Linked DNA regions of Homo sapiens: region 2 is linked to region 1. A link is a loop called in an ENCODE intact Hi-C map of the cell type or tissue named here. Cell type or tissue: mesothelial cell of epicardium. All regions are shown on one strand. Links, peaks and the distances in the headings refer to the core of each region. The heading gives the core; the rest is flanking DNA.

The links. Peaks named below come from ENCODE experiments on the same cell type or tissue, not always from the same donor. Only the 100,000 strongest peaks of a DNase experiment are listed, where the experiment ranks them.
Region 2: it touches region 1 in a loop (19-fold over the local background); 1 of 110 quality-filtered maps calls a loop at or near these places.

What each region holds. Positions count from the first base shown.
Region 1 is chr14:104,548,284-104,559,143 of GRCh38, reverse strand. No RefSeq gene overlaps it. Among named protein-coding and RNA genes, the nearest start is that of C14orf180, 26 kb to the left of the region's middle. In mesothelial cell of epicardium, for the core only: no CTCF peak of the experiment used is centred there; a DNase peak (open chromatin) is centred at 4,269.
Region 2 is chr14:104,469,104-104,479,963 of GRCh38, reverse strand. No RefSeq gene overlaps it. Among named protein-coding and RNA genes, the nearest start is that of C14orf180, 110 kb to the left of the region's middle. RefSeq lists an enhancer at 8,232-8,732. In mesothelial cell of epicardium, for the core only: no CTCF peak of the experiment used is centred there; no DNase peak of the experiment used is centred there.

The DNA of each region.
Region 1 (10,860 bases), core at 3,038-5,537:
TAACAAAAGTGCATGCATCATTAACCAGGTGCTGGTGGAGGAGCTGGAATAATTTGTCTTCTTAAAGGGGATTTGGTAATTTGTTAAGCTATTTTGAAACCTGCAGTCTAGCTGTGGGAGCCGCTCTGATTTCTAAATTAATTTGTGTGATTTAGAAAGTGGAAGCCTCTTGGTTCTGCAGGGGCCGCGGGCAGCAGGGCGGCCTTGCAGGCTCCTAGGTGTGCTCTGCATTTGTTGATTGTCCCATCCATGGGGACCCTGCTGAGGAGCTCGGCCCTGTGCACCCCGCCTCTCCCACCACCCTTGTTTCCATATGTGGAACCCAGTGGTCCCCCACCTCCCGGATGAGTTAGTTTACGAGCAGGTGCCACGGGAAGGTGGTCTCTGGAGGCTCAGTTTAACCCCCCTCCTAAGAGGATGCTCTTGGGCTGGAGGTGGGTGAGGCCATCTGGCCTGGAGCTGCTGGGCTTGGCTCTGAGATTGGCTGACACATCTGCAGTTCAAGGACCAGGCTGTGAGAGTCAAAGGGTGAGTTGTAACTATCACAGAGGTGACCACATGAAAAGCCCCAATTTCCAGCCCCAGATCCCCAGACCGTGAATCCCAGCTGTGGGTCACTGACTGGGAGCCTGCACTGTATCCTTCAGGGCCCTGGCAGGCCCCACAGGGCATCGCCACCCAGCTGGCGCCATCCCTGAGTCTCCGAAGGCCAGTCTGCCAGCCTCTCAGGCTGGCAGCTGCCAGACAGTGGGGACGTCAGACCAGTGGATTCTGTGAGGTTGAGTCCATTGCAGCTCGAAGGGAGACCCTTGGCTAACAGCAATGTTGTGCGGAAGGCCAGGCTGATGGGGAAAGATGGTCATATTTGCAGAAGCCTTGTGGCCAGGAAAGACCAGTCCATATTCAGATTAAGCGTCTCTTCTAGTGAGAACTAAGCGCTGCCTCTTTCATACAAAAGCAGTCCAACGTCATCACCTGTCACGGCTGCCCTGGTGATGGTGCTTCAACCTGTACTGAGCCTCAGTTTACCTCCCTAGCCAAACCTGAGTCCACCTCCCAGCTGAGCCTGGGTCCATCACCCCAGCTGAGCCTGACTCTACCTCACAGCTGAGCCTGGGGCCACCTTCCAGCTGAGCCTGAGTTCACCTTCCAGCTGAGCCTAAGTTCACCTCCCAGCTGAGCCTGGTTCCTCCTCCTAGCTGAGCCTGATTCCACCTCCCAGCTAAGTCTGGGTCCACCTCCCAGCTGAGCCTGGGGCCACTTTCCATCTGAGCCTGAGTTCACTTCCTGGCTGAGTCTGGGCCCACCTTCCAGCTGAGCCTGAGTCCACCTCCCAGCTGAGCCTGAGTCCATCATCCCAGCTGAGCCTGAGTCCACCTCCCAGCTGAACCTAGGACCATCACCTCAGCTGAGCTTGAGTCCACTTCCGAGCTGAGCCTGTGGCCATCATCCCAACCGAGTCTGAGTTCATTTCCCTGTTGAGCCTGGGTCTACCTCCCAGTCAAGTCTGAGTTCACCTCCCAGCCGAGCCTGGGTCTACCTTCCCAGCTGAGATGGGCCCTTGTGATTTGAGCCTATATCCCTATGGAGCCGTGTTCACCATGAGTGATTTTGTGGGTCCCTTCATTTGGTGACTTCTGGGTGTCAAGCACAGAGAGTTAAGTGAATCCCACCTGGATTGGCTGGGGGTCCCCAGCCAAGCATGCCCATCCTCTTGGTGGCCCACTCCTCACAAGCCTGGGACATCAGACCCTTGGGCAGCTCCTGAGCCCGACACACAGGGTCTGTTGGTGTGTCCTGGAATGGTGGGGAGGTGGTCCCTGGAAGAAGAGTAGGGGTGATCTGGCACACTGCTCTCTCCACGAGCCGTGGCCCGTCAGAGCCTGAGCACCTGAGGGACTTTGCCAGGCCTCTCAGCACTGGAACTGCTTCTCTCTGTCAGGCATCTGCTGCTGGCTCCAGAGGGGGATCTAGACAGGGGAGCAGAAGCCTCTCCAGCCTTGCCCTCAGATGGGCTGTGCGGAGGAGGGTCTCCTGCTCCCTGGGAACTAGAAGACATGGCAGAGAAGTCTGTGGTTTCCTTTGATTCTGGAAGGTTCTGGGGCAACTAGGGAAGGGTCAGGTTAGAGACTCTTACTGGGGAGGGGTGGCCAGCCGGGAGTGGACACAGTGACCATTTCCTGCAGGGCTTGGGGGCCTGGCTGGGGGCTGGCTGTGGGGGCTCAGGGCGTCACTCCCTGGGTGGGTGAGGGGGCCTGGGGGCTCCTGCAGACGCTGCCTTCCCTGACTCCCTGTCTTCTCTCAGCTCCCCGGGGCCTTTGGCCATAATTTGGTTTGGGCATCCTCAGTCTGTGTGGGCTGGAAGTCCCTGAGGGGATCTCCTTTTGGGCTCCTCTCCTTGGGCTGCAGGAAGAGGGGGTGACCCTCTGGCCCACGTGAGCCTGTCTGGCCGGGCCAGCCCATTGCCAGTGTCCACTGGGACAGGATTTGAGGGCCATGATGGCCACTTCCTCTGAGCTCCAGGTTGGACAAGGCTGCACAGGGAGCTCGGGTGTCCCTCTGGGCCAGAGGAGAGCCCTGGACCCCGGGGGACCAGCCCAGGCACAGTGTCACCGCAGCCCTCTTGTCTATCCCTGAGTGCCCCACCTGCTCCTGAGTGGCCCCCTAGTCCCTCGTCCCTCCAGGGGTGCAGAGCTTCATGCAGGAGGCTGGGAGCCTGGGGTGAGGGGCAGGGCTGGGCATGTCTTCAGAACGATGTGCTCCAGCAAAGCCCAAGCCGGGGCTCCAGCAAAGCCCAAGCAGGGGCTTCAGCTGCCACAGCCTCTGGCTTTGAAGATGGCAGCCCCGACAGCTTCTTTTCCATCTATAGTGCCTTTTTCAAGCTCTGGGCTTCAAAGCCAGCCTCGTAGCTCCTGGAGAGGCTCAGCCCCTGCTGGATATGACTGGGGTGGGGTGGGGATGGGAGATGGGGGAAGAAGAGCTGTGTCCCCAGGGACAGCGCTGGTGGCCTCAAGCCACTGAGATTGAACTTGAGGGAAGGGAAGCTGTGACCCCAGGGCAGATGGCAGATGCTCAGTTGGGTGTTTGCTCCTGGGAAAGGAGCAGAGATGACTGTGGATGGCCATCTCCACAACCCCCTCCCCAGCTCTGCAGAGCAGCCGCTTTTCTAGGAGCTCATCCAGTCCTTGCTGTACAGGTAGGGAAACTGAGGCTCAGAGAGACTCGCCCACAGCTGCACAGCAGGCAGGTGAGGGGCTGGACCCCTCCTGGGTCCTTCTTTCTGGCAGGGCTCACATGGCTCTGATTTTGGACTGCTGATCCCCACCTGGAGACCCACTAGGTGGGGAGCCTGCCCCTGGTCCCGCAAGCCCAGAATCTCTCCACAGGGCTTTTCAGTGAGGCCGCCGAGCCTCCAGCCTCCTCTTTGTTCTGCCCAGCGCAGTGCCTCAGCAGCTTTCTCCATGGCTGGATGCATCCTGAAATTATCTTTCCATTAAAAATAAATGCCCCATTTTATCTGCCTGAAATGGCCCTGCTCTCTGATTGTCTTTTCCGTGCCGCTGTATATGGAGAACTATAAAATCATAATACAACTATTAATCCCCTGTATCTGCTTGTACCTAATTTTTATTAAAAATATCCTGTGCTCCAGCTGCCTTGTAAATTATAGTGAGGTTGAAAAGTCTCCAACTGGATTAGCCAGGAAGGAGAGCGTATTGGATCGGAGACAGGCTCACTCTGGAGCACGGGGCCTGGCGGTGTGGGTTAGGAACATGGCAAAGCGATGCTGGGGCTGCCCCGTGCCCTGGGCAGCTGGGGGAAACTGGTCTCCATGGCTCAGTGGCAGCCTGCCTCCCCCTCCCAGCCTGGGCTCCCTGGGCCTGGGATGGGCTCAGGGGTCTGGTGCAGAGGAGCTCAGGGCCACCAGAAGTCCTGGCTCTGCTGCTCCTGGTGTCACCCCATGCAGACTCAGGCTTGAGTCCAGCTGCCATGACCATGGGCCATGGGACTCTTCTGAGGTGCAGTTTGCCCCCTGCACAGAGGAGTCACAGCGGTGCTGAGGGGAGGGCGGGGAGCAGAGTCCGGGGGTCTTTGCCTTCCAAGGTAGGCATACCCCCACCCCTCCGAGGCCTAGCATGGCTCCTGCCCTTCTCTCCCCTTGAAAGGGGCCGCAGCCACTCTGAGGGCTTCCTGGGTGGCCGTTGAGGCTCCGAGCTCCAGCGGAATGAGCTTCTCTGACATCATTCGATGAAGCTGGCACACTGCCCCAGGCCCTCACAGTCCAGGCAGACGAAGGGGAGCCCAGGGCCCCTTCCTCCCAGCCCGAGCCCTGCCTGGCTTGTTGTGTGGGGACAGGAGATGCCGCGGGGGCTGGGGTGACAGCTGGACGTTCGCTGGCAGCCACCCACAGCCAGCATTGCAGGAGGGAGGCCCCGGCCTGCAGGAGGGCAGCGAGGCTGAGGATAGAAGCATGCCTTCGGCAGGCTGCGGGTGCTGGGGGCCGTTGTGGCTGGGTTGTGAAGGTTCCCGAAGGTCCAGCTCTGCAGCCTCGCCTCTGAGTCGGGCTGACCTCCCAAAGTAGGCCTTTCAGAGGGAGGAAGGCAGGACGCCGCCCGATGGTGGCTGCAAGGCTGATGGTGGCACAGCGAGGGATTCAGGGATGTGTGTGAGTGCTGGGGCTTAGGGAACAGCAGGACAGAGGTGGCCCCTCCTCTTGGGGGTCCCCCCTCACTGCGGAGGGGGTGTTGGCCAAATCCACAGGTGCCACAGAGCTGTGGACAGACAGCGGCCATGGGGTGCCCCACCTCTGAACTTGGGACCTCCAGTCAGCTCCAGCCCCCTCCTGCCCTCCTGTCTCCTCACCCCAGGCGGCCTTGGCTTTCCCTGCTCGGCTCCCGCCCTCCACTCGAGAGGCCTGGATCCTTGTGCCTCAGGGAGTGTTTGGCTCACAATGGTGGGGGGGGGGTCCCAGGCTGAGGACTGGAGGGGCTGCACAGAGGAAGGGCCCCTTCCCAGAGTGGATGGGTTGGGCAGTGGGGCCCTGTTGCCCCTGACACCCCAGAGTGGCCAGGCCCCTCTGCGGGTCTCTATGTGAGCTCCTTCCTCAAAAGGTGGTTGTGGAGAATTCCAAGCACACCACGGGGAGGGGACAGTGCTGTGGACTCCGTTTCCCTCCGCCAGCCTCCCAGTGCCGACCCGCAGTCTCCTCTCTCCTCTCCAGCATCTGCATGTCCACACCTGGGGGGTTTGGAGCAAATCCCCAGGGTTGGATTCATGTATCTGTAAATATCGCTAAACAATAAGGCCGCCTTGAAAAGTAGCCACAGTGTGGTTATACCTAACAATGAAAAACAACGTCTTCACATCATTGCATACTTAGCTACCGTTCACATCTCCCCGGTGTCCTGTGTCTGTTTCTACAGGGTTGCGCCTCTGCCGGTCTTTTCCCCTGTGCAGTTTGTGTTTTGCAGAGGCTGGCTGTTTGTCCCAGAGTGTGCCCAGGGTCTGTGGCGGTGGCACCACGCCCACTGTCCTCAGTCCCCTGCCTGGCCTGGCGTTGGTTGATGTAGCTAGAGGTGGGACCCACGGGGGTGCTGCTCTGACCCCCACCCGGCCGTGTGCCCCTTCTGCTGGTCTCTCTTTTCTGGCTGTCAGCAGCTGTGGGCGTCCCTGCCCCGGCAGTGGCCAGCTGGTTATTTTGGTCCCCTTCCTTCTTGGTTCCTTTGCTGATGTGGCTTCCGCAGAGAGACGCCTTCTCCACCAGGCCCGGTGCATCATCCGTGGAGGATGCCAAGAGGAGGAGGCACACGATCTTGGGCCCTGTGGGGTGCGGGGAGGGGCTGGCACCCCCTGAGAGGGCTTCCTTGGGTTTTGTGCCAGGTGCCTCCCGTGGTCTGGCCCTACCCACCACCCTGAGTCCAGGCTCCTGAAGTTAGCCTGACGCACGCCTGGCCTCTGCACACAGCCTGTCTCCTACCGGGTACTTCGGCCAGTGGCTTAACCTGGTGCTCCTATAAAATAGGTGATGCCGCCTGTCTCATTGCAAGATGTCATAGGTGAGATCGCCCAGGTTTGGCAGAGATGAGTGGAGGGCGTCTGGTGAGTGGAGGTGGGTGAGAAGTTTCCTTTCCCTCTCTGTCCTTCCAGCCCCCTTCACTCCCTTGTCCTCCCCGTCCCCAGCCTTCCCCCTGGTTCTGTCCCGCTGGTTCCCAGAGGGAGGTTACCCAGGGCTGCTGCTTGGGGCCCAGGTCTGGTGAGCAGAAGTTCTTTGGGCAGTTCCAGACTTTCCCTGGCCAGGCGCAGCTCCCTGTGATGCTGCTGAGGCCCAGCATCTGCTTCTGCAAGATGCACAGGGACATCAAAACCGATTCCCCACGAGACAGAGCCTTCAATCGACATTTCACTTTTATGGACGGGTTTATTGCAAAGTAGATCTCCCACAGCCAATTCCCTGCGAAGGGGACAGGCTGAGCCACAGCAGGACAACACGGCAGCCACCCGGGCATGGACGCTGCGCACTGGAGTTGTGCCCGAGGTTGGCACCTGCCCACCTCCTGCCCCAGGTCTCGCGGGTGCCCCCGGGATCTGACCTACCGGGACTGCCGTCAGGTCTGTCCTCAGCAGTAACAGGCCACGAGACAGGGGCTAGCACAGGTCCCCGGGATTGGGCTGCTCACCCGGGGGGAGGGAGAGCCGAAGGAGGCGAGCTCTGCATTCAGGTGGAAGCAAAGCCACCCTCACAACAGCACCCCAAAACCACCGTCACTTGGCACCCCAAAACCACCCTCACAGCAGCATCCCAAAACCACCCTCACAGCGGCACCCCAAAACCACCCTCACAGCGGCACCCCAAAACCACCCTCACAGCAGCACCCGTGGGTCCTTCCTGCACTGGCAATTCTCCCCACCGTCATAGCTGCTCCCCCGCCCACAACAGGAGCATCACAGGTTGGGGCGGACCTCCTGGAAGACTCGCGACCCCTTCTGGAAGACTTGAGACCCCAGGAGGAGGTGTGGGCACAGACAGATGTGTCACTCCAGTGCCTGGCTGCCAGCAGCAGGGGGCCGGCCTGTCAGGGACCTGAGGCAGAGCTGGGGCAGCCACCAGCCGAATGTGGTAGATGTTTTAGCCTCAGGGAGGAGAGGATCTCAGGTCTGGCCGTGGCTGGAGTGGGAGTTGTGAGAGTTGGCAGGCCCAGCCCAGGAGGGAGGGTGCAGCAGGAGCCGTCCACTGGGCTAGGCTGGGCCTGGCTGATCTCAGCGGCTCCCGCTGGCCTGAGCGTCCTTGGCTGCTGTCTGGACACATCCACAGCTGGGCATTCTCCAAGTGGCTTCAAGGACCTCTTTTGGGGCAGGGTCCCTAAAAAGCCCTGGATGTGAGCGGGAGCCTGCAGGAACTGTCTGCCTGCCCTTCCCAGCTCGGAATCCCTCACCTGCACACCTGGACTGGATAGGGACCTTGACTGGATAAGGGAGGGCAGAGGATGGGTGGGCCGTGGGATAGGCTGTAATTTTGACCCCGACTTGGGGGAACTGGCTGTAGCCTGGAGTGAAGCCCCCTGCTCCCGGCCCCTGCCCTCCATACCCCGACATCGCTGCAGGGAGCTGCCCTCCTTGGCCTGGGAGATGGGGTGCCGACCTCCATTCTTTCTGTAGGGCCAGGAGGTGCGTCCAGGTGAAAAAGGAAGGGAGGAGGCCCAGAGAGAGGCAGGCTGGGAGCACAAACAGTGAGAGGAAAAGGGGGTCCCCTGGGGGATGTCTGGAGGGAGGCAGCCTGCTCAACCCCCTCATCCAAACTTGCCCCAACATTGATTCCCTTCCAGTCCTTATTGGTCAGTCTCCCAATAGTGGCCGGTCACCGGGGACTGCAGTTAAGTTGCCTGTGACTGATGCGGTTTCGGGAGCTGAGAATGATGGGTGGGACAGCGCAGGTGCCTGCAAAGCCACTGACGGATCAGTGCCCGCTGAGTCATTCCAGGTGAAAATCAAAGGCGAGCTGATTGCTAAGGGTGGTGGAGGGAAGGATGCTTCCAGGGAGATGGTCTGAGCACCGTGTCGAGGGGCCTGTGACTGTCGTGGGGGGTTCACATGCAGCCGCCCGTGCAGCGTGGCCAATCATTTTCCTGGGAGAACAGATAACAAACTCAAACAATGCATTCTCCTTGCATTCTAACAACCAGCGCAGGGTGGCAGTGAAAACTCAAATCTCTATCCAGTGCAATATCAGACTATTTTTGAGGTTTTACTTTTCAAGATAAAGATCCATTTAAACCTTTCCCCCGCTATTTTCTGTGACACGTTGAGCTCGGCTGCACCGTGTGGCAGTAACAAGCCATCTCCCAGCTGCAGCAACTCCACACTGCCGGCCCCACACCACCTCTAAGGCCTCCAGGGCACCTGCCCTCCTGGGGAGGGCTGAGCGTTGACTTCTCCATCAACATGTGTCACCTGTCCCAGGTTTTCTGAAACAGGAACATAGAAGTAGGTGGAGAGCTGAGCACTGCCCGCTGAATGCGGCTTCCCGGAGGTGACACGGAACTTTTCCCATTCCAGCAGCCAAACCAAGTCCAACCACTATGCCTGACTTTGCAGGGCAGGCGGGATACAGGATCCAGGAGCTGGGGAGCTGCACGGTTACACGAATTCACTTCCACTCACTACAAGGGGCTTTCTTCGGTTTTGTTGTTAGTAACAATTATTCTTGGGTACATTGCTTAGGAATACATTCAACTTTGCACTACATAAAACCCAAGTTAACATGGTTTGGCAAATGAGTTTTCAATTTCTATGTATCAAGAAGTCTGGAGTTCAGCAGGCACCCAAATTTGGTGTGGGGTCCATGGTGCCAGCAGGGACTCAGGCTCTTTCTGTCTTTCTGTTCATTCATCTGCAAGGTAGCTTTTGTCCTTCTGCTTTTAGCCTCATGGTTGCAAGATGGCTGCTTCACCTCCAGCATCACATCCGTGTTCCAGGCAGGAAGAAGGGTCAGGACCAAGGACAGAAGAGAGTGAAAGAGGGAAGCAAGACTGATGGCTGAGTCTTATTCTTCTATAGTACTTCCTGGGGCACCCACCCAGGGCCGCTCCTTACATCAGTGGCCCAGAACTGTGCTGTGTGGTCATTGCTGGCTGCAAGGTGACCCAAGATACATTTATGTTCAAGAGGATTCACTGATGCCTGGGCAGAATCAGCGGCTGCAGGTCCTGCCCCCAGAAGGCCCAGGAGATAATGGGAAGGCTGTCATTGGTCTCCCCTAGGTGGGGACATCCTGGTGTGCTATCATCTTTACGGAGAGGAAACACAATTCCTCTTTCAATTCACTTCTTTTACCATAAAAAAGCCTGGGCCTGTTCCCCCAGCCATGATGACAGACGCACTGCAGGCATTCACAATGAGGACGAATGTGTGTGGTGCCTCCTTTTGTGCTTTTTGCAGGGTTGTGGCATGTGTTTGGACACGCCTGTCCATGTAGCTGGAGACAGGCCTGACCCAGTCTGCGTGCTGTGCTGGACATGCCTTGGCTTCTTGGGTCCTTTTCATGAAATCTGCTGTTCTTGGGGTCCCATTGTCCTTGTCCCCTTGCTTTTAGGGGCCACATAGAATTTTGGGCTTGACTGGTGTTGGTCTGTGCCCATGGCCCAGTGAGTCCTTGTGGTTGAAGGGAAAGGACAGTGCCAGGATTGTGCTGTGTGGGGTGGGGAGGTGGTCTGGGCACCTGAGAGGGGTCAGGGCTGGGACTCCTCCCCACTGGACGGCACCATCCACCTGCCCCGACTCCCTGGGATCAAAGGCTGTGGGGAGAAGAGTCAAGCTGGGGCTGAGAGAGGGAGGCGGGGCACTAGCCTCTGTAATTAACACGCTGAGCGCTGGGTAGGCTGGCTGATGAGTTTTTTTATTAAAATAATGATGCCTTCCAGGCAATCAGGGAGAATTGCATGAAACTCAGCAGTTTTCACTGCTTATTGATGGTAACTTCAAGCAGTGGACAGTCTCATTACCATCTGTAAATACCCAGGGTCGTGTCCTTGATGGTGGAATATTGTCTTCCTGGATGGGGAGGCATGGCTCCCCAACTCCTCTTCCTCCTCCTCAGAGGCTGTAAAACCCTCTGGGCCTGATTGGCACGTGCTTTGGACAGGCATTTGACAACCTCGTTTGTGGAACCTCCAAGGGCCGAACTGGGAGGGGCTGGGAGGGACAGGAGGGACAGACCAGAGACCGGTGAGGGAGGGGTGGAAGCGGGGCTGGGGAGGACATTGGGGCAGAGGTGGGGAGCGGGGGCTGGGGAGAACGCTGGGGCGGGGGTGGGGGCAGGGCAGGGGGCTGGGGAGAACGCTGGGGCGGGGGTGGGGGCAGGGCAGGGGGCTGGGAAGAACGCTGGGGCAGGGGTGGGGGCAGGGCAGGGGGCTGGGGAGAATGCTGGGGCTGGGGTGGGGAGTGGGGCTGGGGAGGATGTTGGAGCAGGGGTGGGGAGTGGGGCTGGGGAGAACGCTGGGGCTGGGGTGGGGGCAGGGCAGGGCCCTGTCCTGTGCAGCCCTCACACCCCAGGACTCAGGCCATGGGGAGCCTCTGTGTTGGTGGCTTGTTGTGGTGGGAAGAAGGCTGCGGCCCCTCATCTTCCGCACTCTTCTAGCTGTTCACAGGGGCTCATGGTGGGTTTGGGATGAGACCGGGTCATCCCATGACACCTGCTCACTCTTCCCTTCTTCCCCTCTGCAGCGGCTCCTGGGGCAGAAGTGGCATTCTGTGGGGATCCTGCTGGGGAATAAGACATTTGGAAAGCTGGGCTGGGGCCAGGGGCTGGGGACCGAATGGCCATCTTTCCTAGAGAGGATGGATTGTTGTCCACCCAACATAACC
Region 2 (10,860 bases), core at 4,021-6,520, 80 kb after region 1:
TCTGTGGCTCAGGTGCTTGCTGAAGGTGGACAGCGCTTCGAATTTAAACTGCACAACTCAAGTGCTGTTCCTGGGAGCATCTCAGGGTTTGGTCCAGGTGCCTCGTGACCTCTGCAGGCTCTGTTACTGCTTTTCCAGAAACACTCTCTTTGAGCTGCGTCTGTGCATATTAAAGGAAATCCATCAGCATCATTTTCTTTAATTTTCAGTTCCTATTAGCAGTATTGACCAGAGGGTTCCCCAGGGCAGGGGGCAGGTGGGGTGAGGGCAGCTCCCCTGGCTCAGCCCGTCCATCTCTCCTGCCTGACTGGTGTTTAGATTAGAGTTCAATTCCATTTTAGTCCACTTCCAATTCAATTCCATTCAGTTCAAATCCGAATTCCATTCCATTCCAATCCATTTTCATTCAGTCTAACTCAATTTCATTTCAGTCCAGTTCAAGTCCACATTTAGTTTCTATTTTGCTTAATACAGGTTCACAGACCTTCCACTGTGCCCCAGCCTCACGCTGGGCACCGAGGGAGGTGGGAGCTGGCAGCAGCCTGGGCAGAGGGACCCACTGCGGAGATGTGGGGGAACAGGCCTCACCCAGAAATGGCCACCGGATGAAGCAGGAGCGTGTGGGGGCCACAGAACAAGAAGTCCATCCCTGTTCCTTAATTGAGCCACCCACGTTAGCGTGACCCATGCTCAGGCTGGTGCTCTTGCCTGGACCCATCATGGTGGTTTTCCCAAGCACACCCATGGCTGCTGTCCTGTGGGTCAAAGGCATGGCTGGGCCAGTGGGAAACATGGATTAAACACATTGAGCATTTCACTGCAGTCCTTCCTAGAGTCTCCTGGGCACTGGTGGGCATTGACAACTTCTAAAAAGGGACAAGTGTAGTTTCAGGGCCTCAGAGGGCAGAACCTGGCTGGAAGCCAGCTGGGCCGGTGGGCAGAGCAGAGCTGCTGTCTCCCAGTGTGGAAGGAGAGTGAGTGTGTCAGGATTGCCTGGCTCTGGGGCACTTCCTGGGTTGGAGTTTCAGCTTTCAGGAGCCCCAAATGAGCCCCTCATTTCAAGGCCGCCAGGGGCAAGCTTTCTGCCTCTCAGGACAAAACTGACAAGGAATTGGCCACGTCCTGCCTGTTCAACCATGTGTGAGTGACGAGGGCTTGTGCAGACACACATCTGCTCCCTGGACTGCCATGATGGAGGCAGAGGAGCATCTGCATCTGCAGGAGCTCTGCCAGTGGCCCCCAGCACCCCTCGAGCTGGGGGGAAATGGAGTCCGGCTCCACGGCTGCTATCCTGGGATGCAGTGGCCAGGCCTGCTGGGATCCTATGAAGAGGCAAGCGGAGAAGCCAGATCCCCCTGTGTTCTGTCCCCGTGGGGGCTAACGGCCACACTGCCCCAAAGTTGCATCTGGGACTCTTCGGAATAGGAGTGGTTTGCATGAGAAATTTGAGGATGCAAACTCAATTCATCATTATTTATGAACCAGCACAGAGGAGTTTATTACTCTGATCACTCACTAATCATTCCTTATAAATGCGGGGACCAACAAAATCCCACAGAATCAATAAAGTGGTAACTTCCCGGTCTAAATCACGGCACCTAGGATTCTTGAGTAAACCTTTCGGTAATTTACAAAGGCTGTTGAATTTTATAGTAAGAGTTTTTCAAACCAAGCTGGATTCTAAACAATAATGACTTTTTAATGTGGTTCTGTGATTACGTTGTCACCGTGAAATACGGGGGTCTTTGACTGCATCCAAAATGAGCCTGGTGTGAATTACTTGCAGGCACAGACCAGCACGGCCCCAGGTAAAGCAATCTTCATAAATTACTCTCCAATCCGGGTGGCCTGGCAGGCGAGGCCTGATGCCGATGTTTGCAACTCAATTTTCAATGGACAATTTGTAAACAAGCTCTTCCTTTTGTTCGGGGCAGTGGCCACGGCCGCCGCCTCTGAGTGGAGGGGCTGAGCTCCCCCCAGGCTTTCACACGCCGGCTGAGACTTTGTGTGAGTCCAGGACAGTGGCTGCTCGTCCACGGAGCTGCTTAAAGGGAAGTGAATGAAAGGAACTGACGCTGGGTGCCAGCCACGCGCCAGGTGCACATGGCCCATGTGGCACCATACGGGGAGCCAAGAAAGAAACTGTTTCCTCCTCCTAGAAAGTCCTGCTGGGTGGCTGCCCTCCAACAACCACACAATCCCCTCCCTCATTCACTCTAATGATTCCAACACCCCTTCCCGGAGGGCTCAGAATCCCCACTGCCCCTGCACCTGGGAGTCCTGCCCACCCTGTTTCTGAACCACTGAGTGACTCTGTTTGGGTGTCTCAGTGGGCCAGGGCCTGTGCTCCATACAGTGAGAGCAGGTTTCCATCAGAGACCTTCAGCCCACCCCAGGGGACTATGAGGCATGGCTTGGGCGTAGGGGGAGCCATGGACGCTCTCAAATCCAAAGCCACTGGGCAGATGGGTGAGCTTGGCTCAAATCCATGAACCCAGGTGTGGGCAACGGGGCTTGCGAGGCTGGGTGAAGGCCTGGGGACTCTGAGGTGGCTGGACTGCGGCCGCAGCCGTGGGTGCTGGTGCTTGCCCATCCCTGCCCTGCGGCTCTTGCTCCACAGGCGGGGGAGCCCAGGACCCTGGCCCAGGGACAGAGTGAGGCTCCTCAGCCCCAGGGGCAGCTTCAGGTCTGGGACGGGGGAGCGATTAGGGCGGTTCCCACCTGGACTTTCACACCAGGGCCCCTCGCCCTGGCCGTCCCTACTGCCCAGCCTGGGAGCTCCAGGACAGGCCCTGCCTTGCCCTGTGCCTGGTCTTGAGGAGAGTTTGCTGAGGGCATCCATGCCGAGTGCCCTTAGGGGCAGGACCGGGATTTGCACCCCACCCCAGGTGCCTCAGTCCTAAGGTGCCTCGCCCTGTGCCTGGTCTTGAGGAGAGTTTGCTGAGGGCATCCATGCCGAGTGCCCTTGGGGGCAGGACCGGGATTGGCACCCCCACCCCAGGTGCCTCAGTCCTAAGGTGCCTCGCCCTGTGCCTGGTCTTGAGGAGAGTTTGCTGAGGGCATCCATGCCGAGTGCCCTTGGGGGCAGGACCGGGATTGGCACCCCCACCCCAGGTGCCTCAGTCCTAAGGGCCCTCCTTGCACATGAGCTCACTCGTCCCTGGGCAGAGAGCCCCACTTCCTGGGGTACAAAGTCATCTCCTCCTTGTTGCTCTGGATGCTTCCACGGCAACAGATTCTTCCGCAGCAGAGTGGCAGGGCACCCCTTCCCCGACCGTCTGCCTCCCAGCATGCTGGTGGAGGGGCTCGCTCCCGTCCACATGGCTGCCATGGGCTCCCACCTTCCTCTGGGCACCCTGGGTGCACCAAGGTGTTTTAGAAGGAGCTGCGCCGGCTTGGAGGCGAGAAGGGCAGGAAGAGGCTGCACAGGTGCTCAGCAGGAGAGGCTTGTGTCTCAGGCCTTGGGTACTTAGAAATCTGTTTTACACAGGCTTTCTTTCTGATTTTATGTAAAGTGGGGTTTCACAGCTACACACATTTATTCCGATGTTCCACCGGGGAGAGCTTCTCCAGGACCGTGGGGCTCCAAGCCCCATGGCTCTTGAGGTGGCTCCAGTGTGCAGTGGACACTTCCAGGGTGTCCCAGGGTCCCTTGGGGGCTCTGTGGAGACTCCTGTTTCTGAGAGTGGAGACCTGTGTTCGTTCTCCCTAAAGGCCTTCCTTCTGGTGCCCTCCCCTGCCATTCATGGCTGTTTCCAGAGGCAAGTTGGAAGTGGGGGTGCAGCTGGGGCTGTGGAAAGCTCTCTCTGCAATGCGCTGGGGGGTCTCTGTGGGACACAGAGGCTGGAGCTGGAGGGGTTGGGAGTCCAGGGGGACCCGAGGTAAAGGCTGCCGGCACTAGGGCTTTCCCCAGCACCTGCCACTGAGGCTGCTGCAGGAACCGGGCAGGGACGGCCTCCAGACCTGGGGTCCTGATGACTTAGCTTTCGCCCCGATCCTGCCATCTGGGGGCTGAGGTTCTGCCTGGACGGCTGCCCCGAGAGGAGACCGTGCAAACCCCTGGCTCCTGGGGTGGTCTCCTGTAGCCTGTCAGCAAGATCCCCTCTGCCCTTGACAGGGACACTGGGTGCCCTAGGGAGGCCTCAGCAGCCTGTTTCATAGCCGAGGATGCTGAGGCCTGGAGCACAGGGACGCCCACCTGAGGCCCCACAGCTGGTGAGAGGCAGATGTGAGGGTGGGGCCCTCTCGGTCAGATGCTATCTGCCTCGTGGTACGGCTGTTGGGGTCGGGGGAGCTGGTTTGGGGAGGGGTCCGGGAGCCACTCCACTGGGGTAGTTGCAGTGCTCACAGTTAAGCTCTTGGTACTGGCTGTGTTCCGTGCCCCGGGCAGGCAGCACCTCCTTCCATCCTAAAATCCCCTCTGAGGTACTCAGTATCTTATCCCTCTTCTGTTGATAGGGAAACTGAGTCCCAGAGTCTCCATCAATAGGCTGGCCAGAGGAGCTTGGGTCCAGGCCCAGGCGGCCCTGCCTTGCGGGTGTGAAAAGCCTGGTCTCCACTGCCAGGCTGGCGCCCACCTACGGGTGGGGACCAGGCCCCAGGCCTCGATGTGCACACGCAGGAGCCGGGTTCCTAGTGGCCGCTTGACTTCATAGGATTGCTGAGAAAATCAAACGGCTAAGGAATGGCAGATGGCTGGACCCAAGTAAGGAGTTGTTAGTAAGTTCCTTTCTGGTATTTAAGCAAAGCATTTGTTTGCAGCCCTGGGACTGTTTTCAAGAGGAAAAAGGCCCTGCAAAGAAGCAAGCAGAGACTCTTTAATGTCCCTTTTTTAATTTAAAAAAAAAAAAAAAGGTAGAAGTCAGGAGCCAAATTGCCTCCCATCAAGACACCAGAGAGAACCGATTTAATTTCCATAATGTAGGACAACAATGAGCGCACAGCCTCACGGGAGAATAAATCCAGCCACTTTAAGGGGAGAAGGGAGGCGCTAAGTATATCATGTCAAATATTAACATATGAACTTCAAATCTATGCACCAATTCAAAATCTGATTTAACAAACTGCTCTTATTAAAGTCAATTGGCGAGCATTCCATTATAAAAACAAATGAAATCTTCCCCGTCTACGAGATAAATAATTTTCTCCCCACACCTAAGCGGGAGGCATTAGCTTAACGGGTAACGATCTAAATTATGTATTAAACTCAATTACTTTTTATTACTGCTTTCCAATTAGGGTTCCCTGATTGACTCACATGGCGTGGAGACTCCTCCCGGGCAGTCCCCCATCCTCCTGGCCCCTGGATCTGGCTGTGCAGACGCCATTTGCCCCCAGCTTAATTGAGCATATCTCTCCCTCGCTCTAAGGGGAGAGTGAGGTGTGGCTTCTGCTGGAGAATGAACACGGACGGCAGCAGGATCACCGACTAAATCACCGTCTAAATCTGCCAGAGCCACTCCTGGCAGCCACTTCTGAGGCTGCAGTATCTCCCGGCCCTCTAGAGAGAGCTCCCGAAATCACCAGTATCGTGAGGGCAGCTCTGCCGAGCCCGCGGCCTCTATAGGTGCAAGCAGCGTGCTGCTGCTCCGATGAGTGTCTCCCTGTCCTCAGAGGCGCCAGTCCCCCAGCTCCTGCCCTGCGCTGGCCATGCCTCAGCCGACATTGCACCACCGTGGACTCCCCTGTGTAACCAAGAGCTTTCCTTGTTAGAATCCAGACTCTCTGAGAAGGGCTGTGTTCTTGGGCATATTTCTCAAACACCAGGGACAAACTCCTTTTAAAATGAAAAAGCGTGTAGACTGCCAAGTGCAAAAATGCTACTTGTGAGGGGCCGCTGCGCGGTGATTGCAGAGGCCAGCTTGCCCTGCAGAGCCGGTCGTGGCCGTCACGGAAGCCGGGGAGCTGTGGGAACGCCCATTCCTCAGAGTCGCCGCGTGCCCACCGTGAGCTGCTCTGAGCAACACGGCGGGAGCTGGAGGATGGGGCCAGAAGGGGCTCGAGGATGAAAGCGCGCCAGGAGGGAGACGTGACCGGGTGGCCTGCTGCAGGTGGCGGACGCCTGGGAACACGCAGCACAGGTGGGTGGGCGAACTAGGAGCGCCAGGTCGGGGGTCTGCCTGAGAATGTAGCTCTGAAATGGCGCCGTGAGGGAGGCGAGGGGTCGGCCATTCTGAGATTAGAGGAAGGGGTCCCAGCAGGGCAAGCCACCAAGACAAAGGCGCTAAGCCCCCATCTCAGGGTGGGGGTGGCAGCGGGTGGGGTCAGCCACCTTCAGGCTGGGCTTCAAGAGAGGCCTCAGAGCTGGCACCAGAGGCCCCCTCTGCCCCTGCCTCTGACTGCAGGAAGAATAAAAAGGCTGGAAAGAGGACCTGGCCGAGTTACACAGAGAAGCCCCCTCAGCCAGAAAGAGCCAGGGGAATGAGAAGCCGGAGAGCTGCTCCTGAGTTGGGGGCGCTACAGCCAGGGTCCCTGCTTGTTCCTGAGTCTTGGCTTGGATGCGGCTTAGACTTGAACTTTCATGTCCACCCGGGCCTCTCTGAGTGACCCTGACAGGGACCAAGGGCCCAGCAGCCCACACATTACCCTTGATTGCCACAAGGTGGTGGTGGGAACTCCCAGGACCCCAGGAAAGGGGGCTGGGCTTGAGCTGCCAGGTGGGGGTTCCTTGTGAGGCTTGGGGTGGGAGGGGCTGGGGTGGAGCTGGCTGGGCCTCACAGGCCCGGGAGCCAAGAAGAGAGCTTCGGTGCCTTCGCTGGGGATCCCCAGACCGGGCACTCCGGGAAGCTGGTGCTGCACCATGACAGCCACTGCTGCCACCCCACCTGGGTCCCAGAACAAGCCCTGCCAGCCCACCCCAGAGGCCGAGGGACAGGTAGGTGAGCCACAGAGGGGGCGGAAGGGACCCGAGGGCACTGAGACAGAGGCTTAAAAGGCCAAGTCAAGCTCTAAGTCCTGGAGTCAAGCAGCCGGCTGTCCCGGCACCCGGCCGCAGTGACATCCAGAGAGCAGCCCCCTAGCAGTGTCACTCAGGTGATAATGCAAGAAAGCCCTGTCCTGTGTGTGTTCAGGGCCTGGGAGGCCTCCGTGAGCTGGCTGCACAAGCCTGGGGCTGTGGCACTCGCAGAGGACCTGCCTGGCCTCTTCATGAGCACGAGGGTCTCACTTAACCCTCAACATACCCCACAGGGCCGGATTGACCTTCTCACCTCACTGGAGAGGGAGAAGAACCAGGAGAGTCTCAGGACTAAGGCACCCCTCCGGGCGTCGGGTGTGCAGGGGCCGAGCTGGGATGCCAATTCTGCGTCACAGCCGGCTGCAGGTTCCGCAGCAGTTTTAGGGGCGACATTACCGAGGTCCTTGTGGGCGGGAGAGGGAAGTGTGGTGGGGCGCAGAGTAGGCCACGGTGGGGTGGGGAAGCGTCAAGGACGATGAGCTGTCAACTGGGCGTTGAAGGATGGTGGGGCTCCATCCAGCAGAGGTGGGGGTGTGAGTGTGATGGGGGAATGGGTGTGTGAGGTGGTTGGGTTTGTGTGTATGTGTGATGAGTGTGTGTGTGGTGCATGGTGTCTGTGTGATGGGCCTGTGTGTGTGGCTGTGTGCAGGTGTACGTGTGATGAGTTTGTGTGTGTGTGGTGTGTGTGATGAGTGTGTAATGAGCATGTCTGATGAGCATATGTGTGATGTGTGTGATAAGTGTGTGTGTAATGAGTGTGATGAGTGTGTATGATGAGAATGTGTGTGGTGTGTGATGAGTGTGTGTGATGAGCATGTGTGTGATGAGTGTGTGTGGTGTGTCTGTGATGAGTGTGGGTGATGAGTGTGTGTGTGATGTGTGGGGAGTGCTGATGGGTGCAGGTGGATGTGTGTGTGTGATTGGGTGGTGTGTGTGCAATGGGTGTGTGTGATGAGTGTGTGTGTGATGTGTGGGGAATGGGGATGGGTGCAGGTGGAGGGGTGTGTGTGTGTGATGAGCAAGTTTGTGATAAGCATGTGTTTGGTGTGTGTGTGTCTGTGATGAACGTGTGTGTGGTGTGTGTGAGTGGGTGTGTGGTGTGTGTGCAATGGTGTGTGTGATGTGTGTGGGGAGTGGGGACTGGTGCAGGTGGAGGTGTGTGTATTATGAGCATGTGTGTGATAAGCATGTGGTGTGTGTGTGAGTGTGATGAATGTATGTGTGGTGTGTGAGTGTGTGTGATAAGCATGTGTGTGATGAGTGTGTGTGTGGTGTGTGCGATGGGTGTGTGTGATGAGTGTGTGTGTGATGTGTGTGGAGAGTGCTGATGGGTGCAGGTGGCGGTGTGTGTGTGATGAGCATGTGTGTGTGTGTGTGTGTGTGTGGCGTGTGTGGGGAGTGGGGATGGGTACAGGTGCAGGTGGATGTGCTCACCAGCCAGGTTCTCAGGCCCGTGCTAGTGCTGTACCTGGCACAGGAGGTCAGAAGGACCATTGCTCTTCCCACTAGCCAGAGCGGTGTCTGGCTTTGTCTCTCCCTTCGCCACTGAGTACCCCCAGCCAGGTGATGGCATCTCCGCAGGCCTCACCCACTTTTCTGCTCCTCCCTGTGGACTGTGGGGTCAGCACAAAGACTCCATCTGGCTACCCCGCGGCCCCTCTGGCCACGCCTGCCTGCTGGAGACTCCTCCTGGCATCCTCCGAGCCAGGCCAGGTGTGGCCTTGCTGGGCAGCCCTCCTCTTCCTGCATCCACCCACTGCGTTTCAGTGGCTCCATCCTTTATGCCACCAATGACCCCTGGACATCCCTCAGTCCCTCCAGGGACAGTGTGGTTCACAGGGCTGGTGTGCTGAACAAAGGCTGAGCTTGGGCAAGCACTGCAGGGGCTGGGACATAGGGTAGTGGCCAGGAGGCCCAAGGAGTCCTGTCCAAGAGGAGACAGGCCAGGATCTCAGGCTCAAGCCCTTGAGCCCTCTAGAGTGCCTAGCCCTGTGCTGGACTCCAAGGGGCCACAGGCAGAGAGAGAACCTGGCCTCAGCCTCTGAGACTGAGGAGCCCTAGCTCAAGTGTGTGGGCCAGGCAGAAGAGAGCCCTGAAGTTGGAGCAGTCAAGGAAAGCTGCCTGGAGGAGGCGGCCTGGGAGTCACAGCTCAATGGCACCTGAGAAGGACGGCCAAGGCCTCTGCCCCGGGGCTTGCATCCCTCTCCATCAGCACAGCTCGGGGGAATGGCCTGGAGCTGCAACACCAACGACAGACGGCGGGAAAGTGCTGTCCCCACAGCGGGCACGGAAAACCACCGGCCCTCATCCCGTCTCGCACAATCCCTGAAGTTTGCTTTTTGTTTGTTTGATTAATTCCTTCGACGTTCAAGAAAGAAATTAATTTTACTTATTCCTCAAGCGGTCATTAGAAAAGCTTTTAATGAACACAGTAAAAACCAACTAATTATCGCAATGGCATTTTACTCTAAATAAAATTGACAGCAACCAAGAAGATGGTGCCTATAATTCTCCTCAGTTTATTAAAACCCATTTATCACATTTTATCCTAGCGGAAACTGATCATACTAGTCTGTGATAATTTAACTACTATTTCCTCACTGCATCTAACACGTAAGGGGAGTTTACTGATATTAAAGTCATAATGCATTATATGGAGATGACCTTGCATTCTAATTACTGTTCTTGGTGAGGAATGGGGAAGAGAATCATTCTGTACTGCACACTCCAGATGAAGCCAATGCATGCTTAATGTGAAGCCTCTAATTAGAAAAAATTCCCTTCTCAGTTTCAGCAGAGTTGATGGTCATTTTTCCTCGTGAAATGTGTGCTGGGGGCCTTGGTGTTGGAGCCCTCCCTCTACCCCAAAGGTCATGTCCGTGCTCCAGAAACTCACCATTGTCCATCCATTCCCTGAATGACCACAGTGAACCCACATGGCCCAGGTGCCTCCAGAAGCCTGGCAGACAATTCTTAAGTGTGAAAGAAAGTGTTTGTTTCTGCTTTTTGTTAAAATTCAGAAGTCACATTCTTCCAAAAACCATACTTGAAAATTTAGCTTTTTATTATACATCTTGCTCTAAGAGTCTGTTATTGTTCCCGATCATGAAATGTCATGGGGCTCAAAGGATGGGACGCTTGATTCGCTTCCTAAATACGAGTTGCTTCTGTTGAGTTTTGCCACCAGCAGCTCCCACATGCTTGCACCCGTATCTACATGTTCATGCAGAGACCCACCCGGCTTCTGCTCACAGACACACATCTCACCTCCCACACCATCTTCCCTGCTTGTGGTGGTTAATTTTAGGTGTCAACTTGACTGCACTGAGGGATGCCTAGATAGTTGATAAAACATTTCTGGATGTGTCTTTGAAGGTGTCTCTGGAAGAGATTAACATTTGAGTCAGTGGACTGAGTACAGACCTGCCCTCATCAAAGTGAGCAAGCATCACTTAATCCAAGGAGGGCCTGAGTAGAGCGAAAAGCCTGAGGAAGGGTGAACTCACTTTCTTCTTTAGCTGGGACATCCATCTTCTCCTGCCCTCGACCATTGGTGCCTCTGATTCTCTGGTCTTTGGACTCAGATTGAATAACACCACTGACTTCCCTGGTTCTCCAGCTTGCAGATGGCAGATTGTGGGACTTCTTGGCTTCCATAACTACATAAGTTGATTCCTATAATAAATCTCCTCATATATATGTATATATATATATACATATATATGTTCATATTCTATTAATTCTGTTTTTTGTAGAACTCTGAATAATATAGATTTTGGTACCAAGAGTGGATCTAGAGGACCAGAATTTTGAGGACGAGTTTTCTGAATTCTTTCTGGAGTTTCTGGAATTGGCTCTTTAATCCAACTATATGTAAAGACACTAATGACTGTATTTCCGGTAGT